2 separate regions of the Mus musculus genome follow, and region 1 is linked to region 2. A link is a loop called in an ENCODE intact Hi-C map of the cell type or tissue named here. Cell type or tissue: left cerebral cortex. All regions are shown on one strand. Each heading gives the region's core, and the rest is flanking DNA. Links, peaks and the distances in the headings are about the cores only.

Evidence for each region. Hi-C counts contacts between places; a loop is a spot of excess contacts. Peaks named below come from ENCODE experiments on the same cell type or tissue, not always from the same donor. Only the 100,000 strongest peaks of a DNase experiment are listed, where the experiment ranks them.
Region 1: a loop joins it to region 2, with 2.2 times the contacts of the local background. A loop is called at or near these places in 3 of 42 quality-filtered maps.

The regions. Positions count from the first base shown.
Region 1 is chr2:165,469,035-165,471,937 of GRCm38, forward strand. All of the region lies in intron 1 of Slc13a3 (solute carrier family 13 (sodium-dependent dicarboxylate transporter), member 3), which reads right to left. Among named protein-coding and RNA genes, the nearest start is that of Slc13a3, 2.7 kb to the right of the region's middle. In left cerebral cortex, for the core only: a CTCF peak has its summit at 1,340; no DNase peak of the experiment used is centred there.
Region 2 is chr2:165,412,724-165,415,626 of GRCm38, forward strand. The region is part of intron 10 of Slc13a3 (solute carrier family 13 (sodium-dependent dicarboxylate transporter), member 3); the gene reads right to left. Among named protein-coding and RNA genes, the nearest start is that of Ocstamp, 14 kb to the left of the region's middle. In left cerebral cortex, for the core only: no CTCF peak of the experiment used is centred there; a DNase peak (open chromatin) is centred at 1,395.

The sequences.
Region 1 (2,903 bases), core at 108-2,607, 56 kb after region 2:
CCTCCTCGAGACTGAGTGTCTCAGTGGCCCGGAGTTCACTAATTAGGCTGGCCTGGCCGACCAGTGAGTCCCAGGGATGCCTCTGGCTCTGCCTCCCACAGTGAGGGATCACAGATGCACACGACATTTTCTCACATGTTCTCAGGATTGAACTCAGGTCCCCACACTTCCAAGGTGAGAGTTTTATGATCTGAGCTGTCAGTCCCTCCCATGTGCCCCCTTCCTCCTCCCCTCGCCACCCCTATCCCTTTCTGGACTTCAGTGAAAAGCCAGCTAAGTGAAGACATTCAGCAAGGTCTGGTCATGGAAAGTGTCAACCACAGGGCTGGAAGTCAATTGTTTTTCCAGAAATCTCCACCAGGGCTTTACACCACCTGGTTATCTTGTCTTCCAATGCTCAGGGCCGAGAGAGAGCATGGACAGGCTCTGGGTTGGTGATCAGAAGCTATGTGACGTCGGGAACATGACTCAACTTCTGTCGCCATCTCCTCATCTGATGAGGATGGCCACTGTATTTCCTTCTTAAGACCACTATGGGAGCGAAAGGAACTGAGGTGTGATATCCAAGCTCAGGTGGGGAGGGGCCAAGGTGCTAGCTGTTGTTATGGCAACGAATGTCCAAGTCCTGTATTGCCCTGAGCTGTGTCTGAATTCACAGCCCACTGAGATAGGGATCCCTTGCCTACCAAGAAGGAAAGGAGACTCAGACATTCTGCCTTCAAGCCCAGAGCCATCTCCTCTATTCCTTCATCTTAGGGCCCCTATTCATCCATCACTAATGCTCCCTGAGCCTCGGTTTCCCTTATCTGACAATGTAAGTACCCCCCATTCTTGAATATTGAGCTCAAAAGTCACAAAGCCCCATGTGTCCATGGTGATTGTGCCATGGGACCCAAAGGATAACCAGGAAGGCAGACAGCATGTCAGCTGTGTTGAAAGGGAGGCCCATGGGAGCCAGTGACTTGTCTGGATCACAGAGAAGCCCTGATCTCAAATCCCCACAAACAGGAAAGGAAAAGCCTTCTCGTGGCCACCCACTGGCAAGAGACTGAGCCAAAGAAAAGAAAGGTACCTTGGGGACCCACTACCCCTTAAAAAGATTGCTGTCCCTGCCCCAGGTCAAGCCTTTCCAGAGGACACCTATGGGCAAATTCAGAAGCAGGGAGTGTCCCTAGGGGGATCCAGCTGTGCCCTAAGACCTGGTTTAGCCACAGCTGCAGCTTGCTCCGTGCACCACCTGTGCAACCTTCTGTCTCTGTCCAGCCTGGAACTTCCCCAGCTGCCCGTGCTTAGAGCATCTTCAGAGTCACCCAGTGGTGAAGAACTCACAGCCGCCAGGGGGCCAGAGCAGCTGTCTGTTCCTTGTGGAACCAGAGGAGAGGAAGCTACTCAGCCAGCAGACGGGCTGGTATTAACTCAAAAGCAGCCACACCCACCAGCTATGCTGGCCACCGATACACTCCCACCTCCAGAGATGGCCTTTGGTGGGAAACACAGCAGCTCTTAACTTCTGTCCAGAGTTGCTGGCAACCCCTGGGGTCATGGAAAAAGATGCCCTGGGGGGTGGGGAATTCTAGGCCTGGGCTTGGCATGTTCTTTCCCTCCTGCCTCGCACCTTGACTCACAGCATGTGCTAGGAGCCTCTCTGTCCCCAACCCCAGCTTTCCACAGTGGGCCAGCGCCTTCTGGACCAGTGACCCATGAACATCAGAATGTGTGGCCTGGGTGGATCACAGAGATAGAAAGCCAGCGCTGAGCTGGCGTGACCCCCATTTCTCCATAACATACCAAATGGAAGATGCCCTGGTCTTCTAAGTTTCTTCCCTCATCTGGTACCTGCCAGTCCCAAGGATCTCCAGGCCATGCTTGTCCAATGCCACCTGCTTGGTGGCCTGGACATGCCTCGGGCTCAGAGACTTCCAAGCAGTCTCTGATGAGGGAAGTTGGGTAAACACTACAGACACTCCAAGCTGCCATCAGCTTTTTGAGATTGGCCCTGCAGGCTTAGGGAGGCCATGTCTACACTGCCTGCTAGCTATGAACCCGGAGTTGCCTTCTGTGGAATCACATTTCACAACCAAGAGGAGGACACGCCAGCTCTTACCAGCCAGGAGCTTGAGGAAAACTACGTAAACCACTCTGAATGCAGAGATGTCAAGCCTCCTCACCCAACGGATCCACCTGCTTCCCAAGGCCAGGTCCTGGCAGTGACATCTCAGGCTCGCATATGCAGTTCTCACCCAGGGAGCCACAAACAAATGAGTGGTCCTTTCCTGATAATGAAGAGGGCGCCAGCCCAGTGCACGCAGCCCCACCGAGCATGTGTGATCCTCTGACCCTGCCGTACAGTGTCATCTACACATGCCTGAGAATCTCACCACTGACTTACCCCAAAAGTAAGATTCAAAAGTCTCAAGATGCATTAAGTTTGAGGATTGTGCTGAGCCACACCCGCTGCTATCCCTGGGCTGCGTTGGGCAGGTTACCCGGCCTCCTAGGCCTTTACTTCCTCACGTGTCAAGTAGGAAGGCAAACACAGGCACCTCCCTGGCTGAGCAGACTGCCGAAGATACTGCTGCAGAGCCTGGCCGGAGGCCTTTCCTTATCAGGCAGGCCACAATCCCTGACATCTACTCAGCTAACACAGGTTAAGGTGGCTGTGGCTGCCCCATCCAGTTAGACCCAAGGTGGGACTGTCCCTGTCTTGGCACGACCTCACCCGAAACCCATGCTGGTGGGTCTGCTTTTGTGATTTTTGCCTCTGGGGTAGAGCACACAGCAACCATGGTCCCTGCAGGCATAAGGTTCCTATGCATCCACCGTCCCTATCCAGACATCTGTTGGCCACAAGACTGATGTCCTGGCTTGACCTTCCACCTTTTCCTGAGCCGATCACTCTAGCC
Region 2 (2,903 bases), core at 238-2,737:
GTCCGGGCCTTTTTTTTTTTTTTTTTTTTTTTTAATCACATCAACAGAAAAGAAAACAGAGGCAGCATATGTCTCATATATCAAATGTGACACAATGTTATTAATGATAGACTTATGAGCAGCCCTAAAGATTATTGTCACAATGATAACTAACCAATATTGTAGTCACAAGAAGCCAATATTAACATGGTATCGCTAGTCACCATCCTAAGAATCACTATTATCAAGGCTGGGTACCTGCTGGCACCTGCTGCCTCCTCCCTACCATCCTGTCCCTGTTTTATTGAAGAGGAAACAATCTTGTGACTTGCCGAAGGTCCCATAACAGTGACTGAGAATCCATATGAACTTCTAGAAAGTTCCCTATCATTTCCACCTTCCTCTGGAGGAGCTGGCTGTCACATGACCCTTTAAGAGCAATTCCCACCTGGGTGTGGTAGCTCACACCTATGGCGTCAGTACGTGGGAGCAGGAGGACCCCCTGGACTTCCCAGCCCACCTTAGGGCTCTTCCTGAGAAGGGTAGCAGAGCTGTAGGTTTAGGGGCTCATCCAAGGCAGAGTTGGATGAGCCCCAAACACTGAGAATCAAATCAACATGTCTGAGAGGAGCTTGCTCGTTCATGATGTGTGCAACATTCACTGCCCATTCTGGAGCTATATTTCTTATTAATGTATTTATTTACCTTTGCAAGACTGAACACTAAACCCAGAACTTGACACATGTGAGGCAAGTGCTCTACCACTGAGCGCTACCTGCCGGCTACACTCTCCTTGTTACTTCGGGTGAACTCACTCTATAGCCCAGGCTACCCTTCAACTTTTGCCTTTCTTACCTCTCTCTCCTGAGTAGCTGAGATTGCATGTCTGGATCACCATATCTGTCTTTAGAAGATTCCTTGATAGATTTGGGGCACAGCAGTCATTGTCCAGAAGGAACAACACATTTGCTTCTCTGATTTACCTTAGAAGTTACTTCCACGGCCAGAGTAATAAGAGCTTAAGAAGCTGGGTGCGGTGGCTCACACTTTTAATCCCAGCCATTTGGAAAGTAGAAAACAGGATGATCAAGAATTCAAGGCCAGCCTTGGCTACATAGGAAGTTTCAAGCCAACCAGGGTTGTGTGAGTCTCTATCTTAACAAGCCAAAAACCAAAGAGCCAAAATCAAAACAAAAACAAACGACAGCTTAGACACATCACACCCCAGCAAAGTCTATAGCATTAAGGCATTTTCTGCAATTTGCAGAGTTCTGTGAGAGGCTGCACCAGCCATTCCTTGCTACAGGGAGCACAGGGCAGCTGGTGCTCCCTCAAGCCATGGTCTGGCACACTGTGAGAGCCTGTTAATGACCAGGCAAGTGTCCAGTCAAGAGCTTCCTGTGGCCTGGCCTCTGAGTGAGAGGACCCTTGCCAACCAGTGCCTTGACTTGGGCTCCTAAATGGAAGGCATCTTCCTCTTCCCAGCTCCCTACGGTTCTGCTGGGGACACTAAAGGGGTTTCCTCCAGCCCTTTTCAATTCCCCGAGGAACTATGGTCTTGGTTTCCTTAGAAACACAGCCCTCAGAATTCTCAGGGAGGCCAGAGACCAGCAGTAGCCAGAGGCAGCATGGGGAGAGCTAAGGGACTCTGCTTAGCTGGGTTAAGTGTGCTGCCCAGCTAACTCTTTCACCTTCCCCGTGCCTCAGTTTCCTTATCTGTAGGCCAGAGGTTATAAGGGAGAAAAGCAGCCTACAGATCGAAAATACTTAGCACTGTGTCTGGGCACCATGAGTGCTAGTGGTCAGAGGTCGCTCGAGGTCACCTGATGCCTGGGGGTGGGGGGACTCAGAGCTGATTGACACAGTGGCTGTCAGACTCCAAAGGTGACCAGCAGACCCCAGGTCACTTTGCAGAAGTGAATGGGGGGAGACTAAGCTTTCAGGGTGTTGTTGTTCTTCCTCCTCTTTCCTTCAGCCAGACCCTCTCTCCGTGCTCTCATCTACACATAGTGTGGCCATGTTTCTTAAGGACAGTTCAAGTCCAGAGCTCAAAATTCTAAGTCTCCGAGGGACTAGAAGATGCATAGTCAGACAGACAGACAGGAAGAGGGGCTACGAGTGGGTAGATAACAAGGGTGGCAAGCCTCCCCCCCCCCATTTCTTCCTCACCCTCCTGACCTGAGACAAAAGCCCCACAACTTAAAACAGTTGTCCTCCATCCCCTACACCCACCCCCGTGGCTGATGGACCAGACCAACAAGTACAAGGCCAGACCAGGACGAGTTTACCCAAAGTGGTGGGTCTGTTAGCCTCTCTGTTTTTGTTCAAACTGACCAACCCTGAGTCAGGGGAGGGGTGTGCCTTAAAGACCCTTAGAACCCTAACTTTCATGGAGAGGTTGCATTTTAGCTTCTCTCTCTCTCTCTCCCCTCCCCCCTCAGTCTTCCTCTGTCTCCGTCTCTGTCTCCGTGTCCATCTCTGTCTCTGTCTCTCTCTCTCTGTGTATACATGAGTGTTCCCTATCCCTAAAAAATAACCCGAAGCTTCTTTTCCCACCGACTCTGCTGCTGTCAGCTGTTTGAGATTTTCCCTGCTGCTACTTGTCAGCTCAATTTCCTCCCTGCCTTTTAATTCTTTGAGTGGCAGAGCACACGAAACTAATCAAGGCCGCAAGAATGTAACACTGGGGTCCTGGGAAATCTCTCTAAAGGCCTCGCAATACACAGCAGACTCAGCTCAGCAAACGAATTCTTAGAAGAAAACAAAGCAAGCTTGAGGAAAGAGAAGGCTGGTGTGTGTGTGTGTGTGTGTGTGTGTGTGAGATAGAGAGAGAGCATTTAACCATTGCAGCATGTAAGAGCTCTGTGACCTTAGATAAGTGACCTAACATCTCTGTACCTCTGATGACTCTGCGGATTAATGGG